Regions from separate parts of the Homo sapiens genome. Here region 1 is linked to region 2. A link is an interaction called in ENCODE POLR2A ChIA-PET data of the cell type or tissue named here. Cell type or tissue: HepG2. All regions are shown on one strand. Links, peaks and the distances in the headings refer to the core of each region. The heading gives the core; the rest is flanking DNA. Region 1 holds the start of LOC105371800 (a long non-coding RNA gene). Region 2 has its middle 10 kb from the start of UBTF.

Region 1 (10,402 bases), core at 1,040-9,039, 1.7 Mb after region 2:
AATTAGCCGGGTATGGTGGCATGCACCTGTGGTACCAGCTACTCAAGAGGCTGAGGCACAAGAATCTCTTGAACCTGGGAGGTAGAGGTTGCAGTGAGCCGAGATCGCACTACTGCATTCCAGCCTGGGTGACAGAGCAAGATTCTGTCTCCAAAAAAAAAAAAAAAAAGAAAAGGAAAGCTAAAGGAGAGAGACTAAAATGATATCAGGTTCCTGGAGAACAAACAGACATGATTTTGCTTCATGGCAGGACAGCCGGAAGAAGTGGGATTATATCCTCACATTACAAATAAGAAAACTGAGACTCAGAATGGTTAAGTCACTTGTCCCAGGCCACACAGCCAGTAAATTACAGAAACAGAATTTGAACCCAAATCTTCCAGCTCCAAAGCTTGTGTTCTTTTCACTACCTCCTGCTTAATTTTTTAATTTCTAAGATTAGACCCTTCATCTATCCATGACACCTGCCTGTCATCCCCTGAAAAAAGGTGAACGCCGTTCAGAAATTTTTCTAGCCTGAGCTCACTCCCAGTTCACTTATTTTTGCTTTGTCATGGCTGCCCAGTCCCCACTTGTAGACCAGGAATAGGTCATGGCTGCGGGGACTACACGCTGTCGCTGCTGCAAGGGCCGGCCTCTGTTTCCGGGGCTGAGTGGGGGCCAGACCTGCCAGGAGCACCATCTTCTGTGGGTCCTGCCTGGATGTCACATCCCGGCCCCAAGAAGTCACTGCAAACCTTCGTATTATTGAGCTTCACATCCTAGAATTTGCTGTCACTGTGGCTGCTGCATGAAGTTGTCCTGAGAGAAACGGGCATTGTCATTAACAGGGAAATTGATGGTCTGGGGGAAAAGTCATCCTCATTCTCTTGCAGATCTATGGGTGATTGAGACTGGCTGATGTTGAAGGGGTTTCTCAGCCATCGTGTGCCATGTTATGGAACAGTGGTGTAGCCAGCCATTTGACACCCAGCGCTGACCTTTGTTTAACAACCTCACCTATATATGACAAAATGATTGTCAGAAATAATCGTGTAATGAAATGACTGTAATAATGGCCAGAAAAGAAACGCAGATAGTAAAATGTTTCTCTTGTTGAACTCTGTACATATAATTGCACCAGGATTTTTTTCAAATAAAAAGTAAATATTATACTACAAAAAAGGGAAAAAGCACAAGCATTTATTAAATAGCTTTCTATATCTTTCTGAGTTTTGATCCTTTGATTGCAGACTGATGTAATATTTTATGTAAATCATTGCTTGGTTACTAAGTGAACTTTAAGAAAAGTGAGACGTCTGCAGAAGTTGCCCATAATTTAGCAGCTACTGTATTGTACCATTGATGTACGGCTTTATTTTCTTGATTAATTATTTAAACAATATAATTCACAATTTTAAAATAATAAATTTCCACTTAAAATGGTATTTAAACTCAGCAAAATATATCATCTATGAGTAAAATTTGTATTTACCAAGCAAAAATATTACAGTTTGTGGTTCACATGCTGTCTCACTGTTTTAAATTTTAAATACAAAAACTCCAAGTAGGCTGGGTGTGGTGGCTCACACCTGTAATCCCAGTACTTTGGGAGGCTGAGGCAGGCATATCGCTTGAGTTCAGGAGTTCAAGATTTGCCTGGGCAACATAGTGAGATCCTGTCTCTACTGAAAACAATTAGCTGGGTGTGGTGGCACATGCCTGCGGTCCCAGCTACTCAGGAGGCTGAGATAGGAGGATCACTTGAACCCTGGGGGACAGAGGTTGCAGTGAGGCAAGATTGCACCACTGCACTCCAGCCTGGGTGACAGATTGAGACCCTGTCTCAAAAAAAGAAAAAAAAAAAAGAAACACAAAAACTCCAGGTGGTCGCACAGAATGACAGGACTGAAGTAACTTAGCTCCAATTTCTGTCTTCATAATCACTGTCCTACCATTGTCTGTGCTTAGAATCTACTTGCTTAATGCAGGAACATGTGTTCTCACAGAGATGGAAAATGCAAATGGCGCCAGAAGCAAGCTGGAAATTCTGAACCATTAAGAATTTACTCTCTGCCAGGCACGGTGGCTCACGCCTGTAATCCCAGGACTTTGGGAGGCTGAGGCAGGCAGATCATCTGAGGTCAGGAGTTCAAGACCAGCCTGGCCAACATGGTGAAACTTCATCTCTACAAAAATACAAAAATTAGCCAGGCATGATGGTGGGTGCCTGTAATCCCAGCTACTCGGGAGGCTGAGGCAGGAGAATCGCTTGCACCTGAGAGGTGGAGGTTGCAGTGAGCCGAGATCTATCTGCACCATTGCACTTCAGCCTGGGAGACAGAGTAAGACTCCATCTCAAAAAAAAAAAAAAAAAAAAAGAACTTACTCTCAAAATAAATACGTGTGGCTGACTCCACATATGGTAGGGCCAACTGTATAACTAGAAGTTCTCCAAATAACTTCTGTGGAGAAAAAAAAGTTTATTAAAGGTTAACTTTTTTAAAGTGCTAACTAGAACCTTACTAACACTGAGATCGCACCAATTGTTTATAACTTAGACAGGGCCGGGTGCAGTGGCTCATGCCTATAATCCCAACACTTTGGGAGGCCGAGGCAGGTGGATCACTTGATGTCAGGAGTTCGAGACCAGCCTAACCAACATGATGAAACCCCATCTCTACTAAAAATACAAAAATTAGCCAGGCACGGTGGTACACGCCTGTAATCCCAGCTACTGGGGAGGGTGAGGCAGGAGAATCTCTTGAACCCAGGAGGCGGAGATTGCAGTGGGCCAAGATCGCACCATTGCACTCTAGCCCCAGCAACAAGAGTGAAACTCTGTTTCAAACAAACAAACAAAAAAAAAAACCTCTTGGACCAGGAAAATATTTTTTAAGGGAGGAGTATTTTATCACTGGCATTGTTTAGGATTGCAGGCACATGATGCTAATGAAAAGCAGACTAACTATTAGTTGGTTTTATTACTGTTTTTGAACTCTCTCTCTCCCTTTTTTTTTTTTTTGAGACAGAGTCTCTCTCTCTGTCACCCAGGCTGGAATGCAGTGACTGCAGTCTCAGCTCACTACATCCTCTGCCTCCTCAGTTCAAGTGATTCTCGTGCCTCAGCCTCCCGAGTAGCTGGGATTACAGGGCACCACACCAGGCTAAGTTTTTGTATTTTTAGTAGAGGCAGGGTTTCACCATGTTGCCCAGGCTGGTCTCAAACTCCTGGCCTCAAGCGATCTGCCCATCTTGACCTCCCAAAGTGTTGGGATTACAGGCGTGAGCCACCGTGCCTAGCCCTGTTTTTGAACTCTCTAGAGACAGTCCAGCCCCTTATTACTTGTCCTGAGGCAGCTGCTCCCTTCACCTGGCCCCCCGCATTGTGTTCCGGACCCTTGTCCTGGTGGTGCTAAAGAATATCTCTGTCGATCCTTTGGGGACTGGGGAAACTGAGGCCCAGTGCCACGCGATGCCATTTGTTCAGGGAAGATTAGGTCATCTGCTAGGTCCCCAGTCACTTGACCTTCTTCCCAGACAGGAAGAAGCTGCTCTGGGTCTCTCAGTGCTCCACGTGTCTTTGCACATTGAAATGTTTTCTGATTTTTTTTTTTTTTTTTTGCTGTTACATTTACTTTTAAAAAATAACAAGCAATAAAATGTTACATTTGAGAAGGTTGAAATGAGAATTGATTTGAGTTAAATTCTAGCAGATTTTTCTTAGAAGAATGATATCATCATCTCCAGCTACCTGCAATTGATCTACTCTGAATTAAGAAAGAGACTTCCATTTGTTGTTTATATTTTGCACTCTTGATGTGTTTCTTTAAATTATGGTCATGGGCCAGGTGTAGGAGCTCACACCTGTAATCCCAGCACCTTGGGACTCTGAGGAGGGAGGATCACTGGAGGCCAGGAGTTCAAGACCTCGTCTGTACAGTAAATTTTAAAAATTAGCCAGGCATGGTAGCATTCACCTGTAGTCTTAGCTACTTGGGAGGCTGAGATGGGAGGATTGCTTGAGCCAGAACTTTGAGGCTACAGTGAGTTATTTTCACGCCACTGCCCTCTAGCCTGGCTGACAGAGCAAGACCTGCCTCAAAAAAATAAGTAAAAAATAAATTAAATTTCAATCATTAGCAGTCATTAGGATATTTAAATACAGTATGTTGAATCAAAGTTACGCATGTGTGTATTTTTTTTTCCAGAGAGTTGTTTATCATGTGGGTTTTAATTTAACTTTAAAAAAATGTTGGCTGGACAGTTGCCCAAATGGTATCATCAGCCATTTGGTTGAGAACGTATGTCCTGCGGGCTCCTCTGTCACTGGAGTTTTGCTAGCTGACAGCCACTGGCTAGTTAGAGACTGCAGTCAGCACAGATGCAGGCGTGGACTTGCGCACGTAACCATGTCAATGCAAAGCCATCACTTCTTAAAAATTCTGAACCCTGCTGTCTGAGATGGTGGTGCAGCGGATAGAACTCTGCTCTAAGAGGCAGTAGCTAATTCCATGTCTTCTTTGCCCTTGACTAGCTGAGTGACTTTGCACATGGGGCTTGCCTCTCTGTTGCCTTGTCTGCAAAGTGGAATCATCTTTTCCTTGCTAGACAGAAGGTGGACCCTGGACCTATGGCCTTTTTGAGTTTCCCCCCCGCTTCTTAGAAGGACCTCTGATCCTACTGAGTTTAATACCCACGGGTTAATAATTGGGAAAAGCAAAGGAAGCGCTTCTGTTTAGGTAATTATATGCATGTTTTTGTCTTTTTCTGGCTGGAAAGATATCCAAGCCACTGGGAAGGTCCGTGGCTACCCAGGGTAGCCCTCTCTGGGGAGGGCTGCTATATCCAAGAGCCCCTCATGAGAATTTGAAAATCGACCATGGTAGGGCCTGCTGACTTTTGACAGCTAATGGTGTGCTGAGAATTGTCCCTCCAAAGATGCCTTTCCATTCCCTCGGGAGAGTCTGGGCAGCCCCTACTGGGGGCTGGGATGCTGGCTCTTCCCTCAGCCTCCACCCCAACTGCTCTCTTCCCTCCTCCCCTCCCCAGCCCCCTAATTTCTCTCACAAGGCTTTGTTCTGCAGCAACCTTTCCTAATGCAGTCCTGGCCTCTTCGCAGCTTCATTACATAACCTTCCGTGGACTCCTGGTCCAAGGATCACCCCAGAAAGCCAGTCAGAGGTAGGCACGCAGCTGGGGTCCATTTACTTACCTTCCCCACCCCCTCGGAACTCAGAGGTGGTGCAGGAATTTGGACTCCAAGAATTAACAGCTCCACCACCATCACCAGAGCCAAAACTCAGGATGCATGTGCTTCATCTGCTGCTTATTTCCAGCTGAGAGCCAGTGGTGCCATGGTTCCTTAGGGAGCCGGTCCCCTGATGCCGGCTCCTGGCCCCAAATCTCTCTGATCCGGGCTCTTCCAGAATGTCTTGTCTCCACCATCGCCTTTGACCAATGGTGTCCCTTTGCCTGGTAATGTCCCCTTTGCCTGATGATGGCCCTGTCACTCCTCTCTTTAGCACAGAGGAGGCTGTTTCATCCCTTCAAGCCTGCCCTCCCTTCAAGTCTTAGCTCAAGTTCACCTTCTCCGCAGAGCCTTCTCCAATCTTCTTGACTACGTCTCCTCTCAGCTCCAGCAACCTCTGTCTCTGGCACTGATTCCTTACTTAGCTAAGAGAATCACAGACACTTGGGGCTCAGGACAATCTGCTTTCTCTCTTCTTACCCATGGCCTTGGACTGTGTGTACCTCTTTGTCTCCACTCCCAAACCCAACCCCCAGAGGGCAGAGAGCATGTTGTCTGTCCCTTTGCTCAGCATGAAGCCATGCGTGTGGTAGATCGGCAGAGTTCCATAACTTGTGTTGACCGAGGGGTCACTTTGCTCTGAAATTACCCCTGTGTCCTTCAGTATTTGCACAGATAGCTTCCTGGCCAGACCGAATATATCCAAGGGCATGGCCCACCTCTGCTCCTGTTTCCAGGTCCCTGGTGGGGGTTAGTTCATGCCTTCCTCATAATCTGCCCACTGGCCTGGTCCTCAAGGTCTTCCCAACTGCTCAGCCAGAGTTGAGAAAATGGGTCGCTCCATCCTGTTTGTGTCGTTCTCTCCTTCCTGGCCCACTCTCCTGCCCACAGGTATCCAGGGGCTGCCTGTAGCATTAGAGGACATACATGCACATGCGTGGGCATGGGACACTCACGTAGCCTCCAAGCACAGCATCAATAATGCATTCTGTGCTTTATAGCATGGAAAGCTGCTCTAAACTTTATTACACAGTGGACATGTCTGAAGCAGCTCCCAAATCCACCCCTGAGTGTGTTGGAATTGGCAAGCCTATCACTTGGGAGTCTAGTTTTTTTGTTCGTTAATAATAGATGCTTCCTGTGGCCCCAGCTTGGCAATTTTGATTTAAAGTGATCTTAACTGAAGAGACTAATGGACGGGTCTGAATTTGTGCCTTTTAAGCACAAAGTATTGCTCTTAATTAACTGGATTCTATCCTTTGAGCAGGCAGAGGCCTTCCCCCAAGGGCGTCATTAACGATCCACATCTGGACATCTTCCAAAGCCTTCTTCTGTTTCAGGCCAACCGCAGGTGTGTTCCTGAACACCCAGGAGGCTATGAGAGCCACATATGCCTCCCAAATACACACAGTGTGCATGCCCAGGGACATAGAGCAGTGTGCAAAGTCCCATTCCATCTCTCTCCACCTGGGAGAGGATGGCTCTTCTGTCTGATTCATGGCTCAAAGTGGTAAAGGAGCTCCCCACTCCCCGTCCCACGCCTACTCAGAGTCTGCAAATATGTATGCGATATGAGAGCTCGTCAGTTAGCTGTCTTCAGTGTGGCGCACATTTGAGGAGTCTGACTCCCCTCCAGCACAGGCCAATGTGCACTGCTCTCCTATCTTTGTACCCCCACTGTTGCACTGTGCAGAGGTTGGAGCCATAGAAGTACCAGAGCTGTGAAAGGAGAGGCCCCCTCTCACCTCTGCCCTGGTCTCCATCCCCACTTTCTCTAGGAAGCTAGTAGGTGCTGACAGGGGAGAGAAGGGAGGGGAGGGGTCCAGAAACAGTGGCTCATGCCTGCAATCCTAGCACTTTGGGAGGCTGAGGCAGGAGGATCATTTGAGGTCAGGAGTTTGAGACCAGCCTGGGCAATGTAGCAAGACCCTATCTCTACAAAAAGAAAAAATGTAATTAGCTGGGTGTGGTGGTGGGCACCTGTAGTCCTAGCTACTTGGGAGGATGAGGTGGGAGGATTGCTTGAGCCCAAGAGTTTGAGGTTACAGTAAGCTGTGATTGCACCACTGCACTCCAGCCTGGGCAACAGAGCTGAGACCCTATCTCAAAAAAAGAAAAAAAAAAAGAAAGGAGAGAGAGAGAAAGAAAAGAAAAGAAAAAAAAAAAAGAAGGGAAGGGAAAGCCCAGAAGAGTGTGGGGAGAGGAGGCGGCCGTCATTCTGGGGCCCTCAGTGTGCACAACCAGATAACACATGCTCTGTGGGCTTTTGTACCATTTTGCTTGAGCATAAAGAAAGGAAGGCTGCCCCTAAATAGAAAGCACTCTGGAGGCAAACAAATCTGACTCCAATCCTGGCCCTGCCACTTTCCCAGCTGAGGACTTAGACAAGCACCCTAGCCTCTTGGACATTCTCAGAGCCATCTGCTGCAAGTGGGTGCTGCCATACCCACCTTACTGGGCAGGCTTGGGGGACCAAGGGTGGTAAATGGCTCAGTCTTTCATGATGCGGCCACACAGCAGGTGCGCCATCCAGGTCCATTTCTTTCCTTCCTTTCCCCCAAATCAAGTTGTCATTAAAGTACTAGTCCACATTAATGAAATCAACTGTATTAATTTTCTATTTGCTGCTATAATAAATCATCAGAAATTTAGTGGCTTAAACCAACACAAATGTATTACCTTACAGTTCTGGAGGCCAGAAGCCCTCCATAGGTGTCACTGGGCTGAAATCAAGGTTTTGGCAAGGTTGCGGTCCTTTCTGGAGGGTCCAGGGGAGAATCCATTTTCTTCCTTTTTCCAGCTTCTAAAGGTTTCATGCATTCCTTGGCTCATGATCTTCTATAGCTATAGTCAGAAAAATTTTCCATCAATCATCTTCAAAGCCAGCAATGGCAGGATGAGTCCTCACATCACCTTGCTCTGACACCAGTTCTCTGCCTCCCTCTTCCACATGTCAGGACCCTCATGATTACTTTGGGCTCACTCTGATAATCTGGGATGATCTCTCTATTTTAGAGTCAGCTGACTGGGAACCTTAATTCCATCTACAACCCCAATTCCTCTTTGCCATGTACAGTGACATATTCACAGGTTCTGGGGATTAGGACGAGCCTGTCTCTGAAAGGCTACTTTACATGAAAATTCATTTTTTTAATTAAGATTTTTTTTTCCTCTTGAGACAAGGTCTCACTCTATGGTTCAGGCTGGAGTGCAGTGGTATGATCACAGCTCACTGCAGCCTCGACGTCTCTGGGCTCAGGTGATCCTCCCACCTCAGCTTCCCTAGTAGCTGGAACTACAGGGGTGAGCCCCCATGCCCAGCTAATTTTTTTTTTTTTTTTTTTTTGAGACAGAGTCTCACTCAGTCACCCAGGCTGGTGTGCAGTGGTGCAATCTCAGCTCACAGCAACCTCCGCCTCCTGGGTTCAAGTGATTCTTGTGCCTCAGCCTCCCAAGGAGCTGGGACTACAGGTGTGCACCACCACGCCCGACTAATTTTTGTATTTTTAGTAAAGATGGGGTTTCACCATGTTGGCCAGGCTGGTCTCAAACTCCTGATCTCAAGTGATCCACCAACCTCAGCCTCTCAAAGTGCTGGGATTACAGGTGTAAGCCAACATGCCCGGCCCCAGCTAATTTTTAAATATTTTTTTTGTAGAGATGGGGTTTTACCATTTTGTCTAGGCTGGTCTTGAACTCCTGGGCTCAAGCAAACCTCCCACCTTGGTCTCCCAAAGTGCTGGGATTACAGCATGAGCCACTGCACTCGGCCTTAAGAGAAGATTTAATAATTAATACTTTACAACAAGATCTGGAAGAGGTGGGATGAGTAACTAAATGAGGATACAAGTAACCCGGGTCATATTTGCTAATACCCTTGGTCACATTGAACTTGATATCTTATCAGATTTTCCTAATCAGCTCCTTTAGCAGCAGTGTTGCAGCATCTTATCTCATTTTGTTTTTTGTTTTTTTGCCTAGCACATGCCTGTAAATCACTGGATTGAGGTGTTTAGATGTTTGTTGTCCTTTGGATGCTTCTTATAAATCCATATTTCATGGCTCCCTGGAAAGTGCTATGCAAATGATAAGCTGCAAGGATGGAAAGGAAATTGCAGTGCTCCTGAATTGTAAATGGGCTTTTACGAGGAGGTTTCTAATTACTCGCTCTTTCTCTTGAACTGAGGAGTTGAAGTGTAGGTGGCAGATCCATAACAGATAATCATGTGTGTGATGTGACTTCAGCCTGAGCGTCGAGGACCAAGTCACAGAGCAGGAACAGCCACTCTCCAGTGTCCTTGGGGCTACGTCTGAGGAGAACCTGGGATTTCATATATGACCTGCACTGGCTGGGGGGCTCTCTTGACGTAACGTGTTCCCTCTGAGCATGTTACAGATTCTGACATTCTTATGTTCCTTCTGTGGAGAGACATGTACTTAGTGACCTAACTCACTTTAGCATATTTTTGCTCATCGTTTGTGTAGCTTAAAGGAATCAGATAATTACCCCCTCCCCACTACTTTCGGAAGCACAAATGCAATGCCCTAGAATTGTACTGGGGACTCAAAAAGAAAAGAGAGTAGTAAAATCTATTAAAGGGGACAAAGACAGCCTATATACTACAAGCTTTCTATTTTTATGGCAGAGAATGCCATTTTCTAAGTAAACAGAGAACTGCATTTGACCTGCAATATCAAATGCATGGATTTGATGCTTTGGAAAGCAACTGTTTTCTGCGTTAATCTGGGTGTCTTCCGTGAAATGTCCTCCTGCCTTTGGCTTAAACACTAGCTTTGTCTACAGCCATTCCATCCTGAACCTGCCCAATCTTGTCTGAATCCTGGTTTCACCACTGACAAGCTGTGTGTCCTTGGGCAAGTTACTTCACCTGTCTGTGCTTCAGAGTCCTCATCTGTGAGTTGGGGAATCTGGACAGAATCTACCCCATAGGGCGTAGTGAGGATGTGTTGAATTATCCCAAGTGGCTACACAGAGTAAGCACTCAAATGATGTCATCGTTGTCATGATTGCTGTTACCAGAGCCTAGAGTTCATTCTGATACTCGAGTCTGTGGCCCATCCAGCCCAGGTAAGGAATAGTTGGAGGAGTTGGGCATGTTCAGCTTGAAGAGGAGACGACAGGGGATATGGGATAGTTGAATCTGTGAAGGG
Region 2 (10,402 bases), core at 1,608-9,607:
GATGGGGTTTCTCCACGTTGGTCAGGCTGGTCTCGAACTCCCAACCTCAGGTGATCCGCCCACCTTGGCCTCCCAAAGTGCTGAGATTACAGGCGTGAGCCACTGCGCCCGGCCTGTCCCTTGTTATTTTTTTATTGCTGTGTAAGTCAGAGATAGTAAAGTACACATACTTTAAGTATACAACTTTTTTTTTTGAGACGGAGCTTTGCTCTTGTCACCCAGACTGGAGTGCAATGGCACGATCTTGGCTCACTGCAACCTCCACCTCCCTGGTTCAAGCAATTCTGCCTCAGCCTCCCGAGTAGCTGGGATTACAGGCATGCGCCACCACGACCAGCTAATTTTTTTGTATTTTTATTTATTTATTTTTTGAGATTGAGTCTAGCTCTGTTGCCCAGGCTGGAGTGCAGTGGCACGATTTCAGCTCACTGCAACCTCCGCCTCCAGGTTTCAGGCGATTCTCCTGCCTCAGCCTCCTGAGTAGCTGGGATTACAAGCGCCCACGACAATGCCCAGCTAATTTTTGTATTTTCAATAAAGACGGGGTTTCGCCATGTTGGCCAGGCTGGTCGCGAACTCCTCACCTCAGGTGATCTGCCTGCGTCAGCCTCCTAAAGTGCTGATTACAGGCAGGAGCCACCCAACCCAGCATAAGTATACAGCTTGATGAACTTTTAGGTATGTATATTTAGTATCATATTACATATGTGTATACCATGTAACCAGCACCCAGATCAAAATATCAAATATTTCTAGCATTTAGCAAGTTTTTTTTTTTTTTTTTTTTTTTTGAGGTGGAGTCTCACTCTGTCACCTAGGCTGGAGTGCAGTGACACGGTCTTGGCTCACTGCCAGCTCTGCCTCCCGGGTTCGTGTCATTCTCCTGCCTCAGCCTCCTGAGTAGCTGGGACTACAGGTGCCCGCCACCATGCCCGGCTAATTTTTTTTTTAATTTTAATTTTTAGTAGAGACGGGGTTTCACCGTGTTAGCCAGGATGGTCTCGATCTCCTGACCTCGTGATCCACCTGCCTCAGTCTCCCAAAGTGCTGGGATTACAGGCGTGAACCACCGCACCTGGCGCATTTAGCAGGTTTACTCAGTATTCCCCTCCAAGTATCATCAATGTTCTGAGGTTCTGAGCTCTATCACCATAGACAAGTTTTACCTGTTCTTGTAGTATTTCCATTGTATAAATATACCACAATTTATCCATTCTACATTTATTTATTTATTTTAAGGTGAAGTCTTGCTATGTTGCCCTAGCTGGTCTTGAACTCTTGAACTCCTGTTTTTTTTTTTGTTTTTTGTTTTGTTTTTTTGAGACGGAGTTTCACTCTTGTTGCCCAGGCTGGAGTGTAATGGCACGATCTCGGCTCACTGCAACCTCTGCCTCCCGGGTTCAAGTGATTTCCGCCTCAGCCTCCCGAGTAGCTGGGATTACAGGCATGAGCCACCACACTTGGCTAATTTTGTATTTTTAGTAGAGACGGGGTTTCTCCATGTTGGTCAGGCTGGTCTCGAACTCCCGACCTCAGGTGATCCGCCCACCTCAGCCTCTCAAAGTGCTGGGATTACAGGCTTGAGCCACTGTGCCCAGTCTTGTTTTTTTCTTGAGACAGAGTCTTGCTCTGTCACCCAAGCTGGAGTACAGTGGTGTGAACTCGGCTCACTGCAACCTCTGCCTCCCAGGCTCAAGCGCTTCTCGTGCCTCAGCCTCCCAAGTAGCTGGGACTACAGGCCTGCACCACTACTCCTGGCCACCTTTTTGTATTTTTAGTAGAGACTGGGTTTCACCATGTTGCCCAGGCTGGTCTTGAACTCCTGACCTCAAATGATCTACCTACCTTGGCCTCCCAAAATGCTGCCTCCATCTCCCAAACTGCTAGGATTACAGGTGTGAGCCACCGCACCTGGCCATAAGTTCAAATTAATTAAAATTAAATAAAATGGAAAATTCAGTTCCTCAGTCACATTTACCATATATCCATGGCCCTATGTGTCTAGTGGCTACATTATTGGATACTAGAGATATAGAACATTTCCTAGGCTGGCGCGGTGGTTCACGCCTGTAATCCCAGCACTTTGGGAGGCCGAGGTGGGTGGATCACCTGAGATCAGGAGTTCGAGATCAGCCTGGCCAACATGGTGAAACCCTATCTGTACTAAAAATACAAAAATTAGCCTGGCGTGGTGGCAAGCACCTGTAATCTCAGTTACTCGGCAGGCTGAGGCAAGAGAATCACTTGAACCTGGGAGGCGGAGCTTGCAGTGAGCGGAGATCCCACCACTGTACTCTAGCCTGGGTGACAGAGCAAGACTCTTCTCAAAAAAAAAAAAAAAAAAGAAAACAATAGAGTGTGGTGATTTGGGGTACATGGTGTGAGGGGATGGCAGGATATGAAGGAAAGGGCAATTGAGTAGAGCTCTTAGAGGTAAAACTCACAAAAATATAGGGCCCCATCTGACCTAGTCCACCTGCAATTTTTATTTTTTATTTATTTATTTTTTATGTTTAGAAGAAATACGGACTTTAATGAAGAGTTTTCCTTTTGCTACAAGTGAGACCCGGGGAAACATCCCAACAACGACAAAAGGAGGCCAGGATGGAAACAGCCCACTCTCTCTTATCCACAAGGCCTAAAGAGAAAGCCCGGCTTGCTGTCGTGTGTCCACTCCGGGCCTAGGCAGGGCTGCGCCTGTAAAAGGTACTCAGGAACTGCAGGTTTTGCATTTCCCCTTTGTGAAACTAACATGCATTTGGGCAAACTTCTGCCTCCCAGTCTCGTGGTAAGAGGCCCAAGTTTTTCTAGTCCTAGGTGGAAATCAGTTTCATCTGCCTCAGGTCTCTGGTATAAATAATAATGCTGCTGATCCCAGTTACCTCACAGGCCTGGGCAACGAAAATGCCAAGAGCTGCAAAAGGTCTTGGAAAATTCAAAAAGGTGATGTATAAATTTAATAATTGATTATCATTTTGTGCTCAAGAATAAGCCATGGAAAACAAAATTAGGAAAGTAAGTCTATATCCCTAAAATATATGCATATAAAATTTTAAAAGAATGCAGTTCCAACTCTGCAGATAGTATTCAGGGATGGTCTACTGCTTTAGAGTCTCAATGCCCCTTTTCCCACCTCCACAAAATCCACCTGGGAGAGTTTACTGTACACGAAGCCCAAATTCAGTCACCCCCCACCCCTCCTCTCCCAGAAAGGGAGGCAGGGCAGAGGCTCCAGGAGGAAGGGCTACATTTTGGCTATAGAGTACAATAGGCATGCATCATGGGAGGGCAGGGTTTATGAAATGGATTGAGGGGCTCTGGCCAGGAGGCACTGAGCAAGGGACAGGTCCATCTTCCCCCTGGCTGGGAGGGGGGCTCTGGGACAATCTCTAAGGGTTGCATATCCCCAGGGAGAGGGGATATATGCCATTCTTGTCTCTATTCTCCCAACCCAAACCAGAGAGGGTGCTGAGCAAGGAGAAAACAGGGTCTCAGAAGCCAAGAAGGTGTCGGCATCACTGTCATTGAATTCAGGGACCCATGAACTCTTTTTTTTTTTTTTTTTGAGATGGAATCTCACTCTGTCGTCCAGGCGGGAGTGTAGTGGTACAATCTTGGCTCACTGCAACCTCCACCTCCCGGGTTCAAGCGATTCTCCTGCCTCAGCCTCCTTAGTAACTAGGATTATAGGTGCATGCCACTACACCCAGCTAATTTTGTACTTTTAGTAGAGACGGGTTTTCGCCATGTTGGCCAGACTGGTCTTGAACTCCTGACCTCAAGTGATCCATCCGCCTCGGCCTCCCAAAGTGCTGGGATTACAGGTGTGAGCCACCACATCTGGCACGAACTCTTTGCATAAAATATCTTCAGACCTAGGAGGTGGTCAAAGGCACAAAGTTTAAACATGGGGTGGGGGTTGTGGAGAGGTGTCTGGGGTACCCTGAAGCTCAGAGGTGTGATTTGTTCCCCCTTGCCCAGAAGGGTGACTGCTCCACTGGGCCTATCACCACAGGACATTTTCCATGACAAGCACTCACCTTCTTGGGGAAGGGACATCGGGTTGGCACAGGAAAGGCGTAGGTAAGGGGCCACTCTGTCCATTAATACTTCGGGTGATTAATGTTTGGGGAGAAGCAAGATTCTCCCCCAGGCTTCTGACTCAAACTCTCTCACTTAGCTGGATACTAAACCCAGTGTCCACACTACCCTCAGCTCTGACACAAGGCCAAACCCACAGAACACTCCCAAATGAGGTCCCGAGAGTTAGGGAATAGGGTGGAATCTTCTGGAAGAGGGCGCTGGGGCAGATCACAGTTTCCACTTCACAGGTTGCTGTAGATACAGTTCACTGCCCACAGAGATGATAGGCCAGTGATTGTCCATGTGGTAGCTGATGAGGTGACTGACACTCTCTTTTTTTTTTTGAGACGGAGTCTCGCTCTGTTGCCCAGGCTGGAGTACAGTGGCGTGATCTCGGCTCACTGCAAGCTCCGCCTCCTGGGTTCACACTATTCTCCTGCCTCAGCCTCCTGAGTAGGGACTACGGGCGCCTGCCACCACGCCCAGCTAATTTTTTGTATTTTTAGTAGAGACCGGGTTTCACCGTATTAGCCAGGATGGTCTCGATCTCCTGACCTTGTGATCTGCCTGGCTTGGTCTCCCAAAGTGCTGGGATTGACACTCTCAAAGCAGTGATCCTTTGTCCAAACCAGTCCTTCAGGGTCCACCAATAGCAGGTGCTTAGGCAGCCCACTCTGCAAGCCAGTAAGCACATACTGGCCTTGGTCATGCTCTCCCGCACCAGGAAGTCGCCATGGAGCTGCAGCAATGCCTCAGCCTCTCGCTGGCTCAGCTTCCCGTGGAACCAGGGCTCCCCTTGGAGCTGCTCAGCCATGGAAACCACTGGGGAGGGGGAGGCACCCAAAGAGCATCTTTAAAGGGCTTCATGTCAAAGAGGTCCCAGGGTGCACTGCGATTGATGGCAGGATGGGGGGGCCTAGCACCACCTTCTGCTTGCCGGGCCTTGTCTAGGTTCTGGACGTTGATATAGGGATCATTGAAGAGCTCTCTGCCTGCTGGACAGGGTGGTGGAGGTGGCATCTGTTTGCGGACTTCTGGATCTCCCCCAGCAGGCTATCCCACAGGCAGTGTAGCTCCCAAGTGGCTGGGGGTCCAGACACTGGGTGGAGTGGGTCAAGCAGCCTCTGAAGTGGCTCCTTCCCGAAGCCTCATGTCTACCAACTCCCCAAGAGAAGGTTCCTTCCCAGGGACGTCATTATAGTACTAATGGTCAGGTGGCTCTTCCTCCTCCTCATCCCAAGCTGATCCATCAAAGCCAGCCATCCTGTCTTGGGGGTGAGCAGTTGGGGTGGGTTCGTGAGGTATTGTTTGAAGCACAACTCGAAGGCCTGGCCAATGGTGCTAATGACATCCTGGGAGGGCCTTTGGGACACTCCAGAATGTGGCAGGCTCTCTGATTCACAGGGTCTTTGGCAACGTAGGCAACATCCTCAGCTGTGTCCTGTTTGCAGTCTGCGGCCATGAGGTTGAGGCTGCTGGTGGAGACGGTGAGAGTGATTGGCATTCCAGCAAATTTCAGGTTACTCCTTCCCAGGATAGAGCTGAGCAGGCAGCTACAGGGCTTTCTCTTCCTTGTCACCCCCTTCACACCCAGCACAGCATCACACACCAGACTGATGGCCTGCCTCCCTGCGTGACCTGAGTTGGGTGTTGAAGTCGAGGGCACGCATTGATTGCAGGACCTCCATATAGCCCATGGAAGTGAGCCTGGGCCATTAGCATCCTCTGCTACAACAGCTGTGGATTGGAGCTAGCAAAGTGAGGACAGGAAGGAAGTGGTCCCAGCGGACATAGAGCAGGGCCAAGAGGAAGAGCAAAGCAGGGCCTCATGGAGTCTCCGCACCGCACCACAGGCCGATTTGATTCCAGATCACACCACTGCCTGCTTAGGTCACCACTCCAACTTTCTCCCCTGGCTCTGCCTCCCTAGAGAAACTTTATTACGCTCACTTCCCGCCTCACTAACCCCTGACCCTCTCCCCCTGCAGTTTTTAACTTTCTGAGTTGCTCACATTGAGCCTACAGCAATTTGTCAATTACACTTCAGGTTTTTCTACCCTGGCACTGGTTCCTGTGGAGGTTACTGCTTGTGAGTTTCTGCTCCCATCAACTGTGATTCTCAGGCTGGGCGTGGTGGCTTATGCCTGTAATCCCAGCACTTTGGGAGGCTGAGGCAGGAGTATTGCTTGAGCCCAGTAGTTCAAGACCAGCCTGGACAACATAGGGAGACCCCATCTCTACCAAAAATTGAAAAATTAGCTGGGTGTGGTGGCTCGTGCTTGTAGTCCCAACTATTAGAGAGGCTGAGATGGAAGAATCGCTTGAGCCCAGGTATTTGAGGCTGCAGTGAGCTATCATTTTGCCACTGTACGCCAGACAGAGCAAGAGCCTGTCGAAGAAAAAAAGAAATTGTGATTTTATCTGACTGTCTCACCAATTTAGGGCATAGCAATTTGCTGTGTGACCCCACTTCTCTGATGGATCTAAGAAGGGTTGATTTTTCAGTTTGTTCAGCTTTTTACTTGTTTGAATGTAGAGGTGATTTCCAAGCTCTTTACATGTTAGACTGGAAACTCTTCTTCCTGTTTTTTTTTTTTTTTTTTTTAAGAGATGAAGTCTTGCTATGTTGCCCAGGCTGATCTTGAACCCCTGGGCTTATAATCCCAACTCCAAAGTGTTGGGATTATAGGCGTGAGCCACCTTGCCCAGTTGAAATCCTCTATTTCGTTTTGAGTGAATTTGGCTGTTTGTGTCTTTCACTCTGTTTAAAAAACTATATATGGGTTGGGTGTGGTAGCGCATGCCTATAATCCCAGCACTTTGGAAGGCCAAAGCAACGGGATTGCTTGAGCCCAGGAGTTTGAGACCAGTCTGGGCAACATAGCAAGACCCTCTCTCTACAAAAAAATACAAAAATTAGCCGGGTATAGTGCCCTCATGCCTGTGATCCCAGCTACTCAGGAGGCTGAGGCAGGAGGATCACTGGAACCCAGGAGGTTGAGGCTGCAGTGAGCCATGATTGCTCCACTGCACTCCAGCGTGGATGACAGAGTGAGACCCTGTCTCAAAAGAAAAGAAAAAAGAAAAAAAATTCCCACACAGCACAGATGATAGGATTTTTTTTATCCTGACGTATAGGAACTTTATTTTACTTTTAAATTTATTTAATTAATTATTATTATTATTTTTTGAGGTGGAGTTTTGCTCTTGTTGCCCAGGCTGGAGTGTAGTAGCGCGATCTCAGCTCATTGCAACCTCTGCCTCCCAGGCTCAAGCAATTCTCCTGCCTCAGCCTCCCAAGTAGCTGGGCGCACCACCACGGCCAGCTAATTTTTGTAGTTTTAGTAGAAACAGGGTCTCACCATGTTGGCCAGGCTGGTCTCAAACTCCTGGCCTCAAGCGATCCGCCTGCCTCAGCCTCCCAAAGTGCTGGGATTACAGGAGTGAGCCACCGCGCCCTGCCAATAGGAATTTTACCATTTCGTTTAAGTTGTCAAATGTATGGGTATTTATGTTTGTAGTATTCCTTTGTTATTCTTTTAATGTTTTTAGGGTCTGTAGTGATGTCTTCCATTTCTGTTATTTATAATTTGTGTCTCTTCTCTGTTTTTCTTGGTCAGTCTGACCAAAGGTTTATAAATTTTACTCATTTTTTTTCAGAGAACTAGCTTTTCGTTTCATTGATTTCCTCTACTGTTTGTTCTTAATTTCATTGATTTTTTTTTTTTTTTTTGAGTGACTCACTCAGTTACCCAGGCTGGAGTGCAGTGGTGCTATCTCGGCTCACTGCAAACTCTGTCTCTCAGGTTCAAGCGGCTGTGCCATCTCAGCCTCCCGAGTAGCCAGGACGATAGGTGTGCACCACCATGCCCGGCTAATTTTTGTATTTTTATTAGAGATGGGGTTTCACCATGTTGGCCGGGCTGGTCTCGAACTCCTGACCTCAAGTGACCCACCTGTCTTGGCCTCCCAAAGTGCTGGGATTACAGACCTGAGCCACCAAGCCTGGCCAATTTCATTGATTTCTATTCTATCTTTATTATTTCCTTCCTTTTGTCTGCTTTGGGTTTAATTTGCTCATTTTTTCTAGTTTCTTATAGCAGGAGTTTAGGTTATTGATTTGAGATATTTCTTATTTTCTTTTTCTTTCTTTCTTTCTTTCTTTCTTTTTTTTTTTTTTTTTTTGAGATGGAGTCTCACTCTGTTGACCTCAAATGATCCGCCTGCCTTAGCCTCCCAAAGTGCTGAGATTACAGGCGTGAGCCTGCTCGCCTGGCCTCTTATTTTTTAATCTAGGTATTTAATGCTCTGTTTCCCCCTAAGCACTACTTCATTGCATCTCACAAATTTTGATATGTTTTCATCCTCCTTTAGTTCAAAATATTTCTCAATTTCACTTATGACTTTAGCTTTGGTCTATGGGTTATTTAGAAGTGCATTGTTTTACTTTCCAAATACTTAGGGATTTGTGGCCTGGCGCTGTGGCTCATGCCTGTAATCCCAACACTTTGGGAGGCCAAGGCGAGCAGATCATTTGAGGTCAGGAGTTTGAGAGCAGCCTGGCCAACATGGTAAAACCCCGTTGTCTCTATTAAAAATACAAAAATTAGCTGGTCATAGTGGCACACACCTGTAATCCCAGCTACTTGGGAGGCTGAGGCAGGAGAATTGCTTGAACCCGGGAGGCGGAGGTTGCAGTGAGCCGAGATCGCGCCACTGTACTCCAGCCTGGGCGACAGAGAGAGACTCTATCTCAAAACAAACAGAAACAAATATTTAGGGATTTGCTAGATGTCTTTCTGTTATTGATTTATAATTTAATAATGTTATGAACATAGGCTATGTTTTCTGTGATTTCCATTCCTTTAAATTTGTTAAGGTTTGTGTTTGTGGCCCAGAATGTTGTCTATTTTAAGGTGAATGATCCATGGGCATTTGAAAAGAATATGTATTCTGCTGTAGTTGGGTGGAGTGTACCCTAAAGATAAATTAGGTCAAGTTGGTTGCTGGTGCTATTTAGGTGTTCTATATCCTTCATGATTTTCTGTCCACTAGTTCTATCAATTATTGAGAGAGTAGTGGTAGTTCCTGCCATAATGGTAGATTTATCTGTTTCTCCTTTCAGTTCCATTAGTTTTAACTTCATGTATTTTGAAGTTTTGTTTAAAAAATTATATAAGGGCCAGATGGAATGACTCATGCCTATAATCCCAGCACTCTGGGAGGTCGAGGTGGGAGGATCGCTTGGGCCCAGGAGTTTGAGACCAGCCTACGCAACATAGGAAGACCTTGTCTCTACAAAATTTTATTTTTTAATTGGCTGGGTGTGGTGGTGGGTGCCTGTCGTCCTAGCTACTCCAGAGGCTGAGGTAGGAGGATTACTGGAGCCTGGGGGGTTGAGGCTGCAGTGAGCCATGATTGAGCCACTGTACTCCAGCCTAGGCGACAGAGCGGGACGCTGTCTAAAATTTAAAAAAAATAAAATGCACACACATATATAGACATGCTCTATTTTAAAATATATGTAAGGTAGGCTTGGCGCAGTGGCTCACGCCTGTAATCCCAGCACTTTGGGAGCCTGAGATGGGTGAAATCACTTGAGTCCAAGAGTTCGAGACCAGCCTGGGCAACATGATGAAACCCTACCTCTACCAAAAATACAAAAAATTAGCTGGATGTACTGAAACATGCCTGTAGTCCCAGCTACTAGGGAGGCTGAGGTGGGAAAATCACTTGAGCCCAGGAGGTGGAGGTTGCAGTGAGCCAAGATCGTGCCACTGCACTCCAGCCTGGGAGACAGAGCGAGACCCTGTCTCAAAAAAAAAAAAAAAAAAGGAAAAATATATATGTAAATTAGTGTTCACATATAATAAATCTGGAGGAATATACTCTAAATTATTAACAGTCATTACTGGAGGTTTTTTTGTTTTTTGTTTTGTGTTTTTAGAAACAGCCTCCCACTCTGTCTTACTCTGCTGGAGAGCAGTGGTACCATCATAGCTCACTGCAGCCTCAAAGTCCTGGGCTCAAGTGATCCTCCCACCTTAGCCTCTCGAGTAGCTGGGACTACAGGTGAACACCACCACACCTGGCTAATTTTTAAATTTTTAGTAGACACAAAGTCTCACCATGTTGCCCAGGCTGGTCTTGAACTCCTGACCTCAAGTGATCCTCCTGCCTCGGCCTCCCAAACTGCTGGGATTACAGGCATGCGCCACCACACTTGGCCAAATTACTGGAGATTTTTATTCTGTATGTTAAATCATTCTGTAATTTAAGTGTTTTATACATGTATTATTTTTGAAATCTGAAAATACAA

What was found. Peaks named below come from ENCODE experiments on the same cell type or tissue, not always from the same donor. Only the 100,000 strongest peaks of a DNase experiment are listed, where the experiment ranks them.
Region 1: POLR2A ChIA-PET joins it to region 2 with 6 read pairs; 2 of 35 experiments call an interaction of 5 or more read pairs at or near these places.

Annotation. Positions count from the first base shown.
Region 1 is chr17:45,930,256-45,940,657 of GRCh38, forward strand. The region is part of intron 1 of MAPT (microtubule associated protein tau); the gene reads left to right. It overlaps LOC105371800 (a long non-coding RNA gene), which reads right to left and starts at 5,729. Exons shown (of 4, transcript XR_007065822.1): 1 at 5,195-5,729. In HepG2, for the core only: a CTCF peak has its summit at 5,758 (motif pointing right); DNase peaks (open chromatin) are centred at 5,176 and 5,796; H3K4me3 peaks cover 2,239 bases.
Region 2 is chr17:44,224,449-44,234,850 of GRCh38, forward strand. It overlaps the pseudogene SHC1P2. Among named protein-coding and RNA genes, the nearest start is that of UBTF, 10 kb to the left of the region's middle. In HepG2, for the core only: no CTCF peak of the experiment used is centred there; no DNase peak of the experiment used is centred there; H3K27me3 peaks cover 2,969 bases.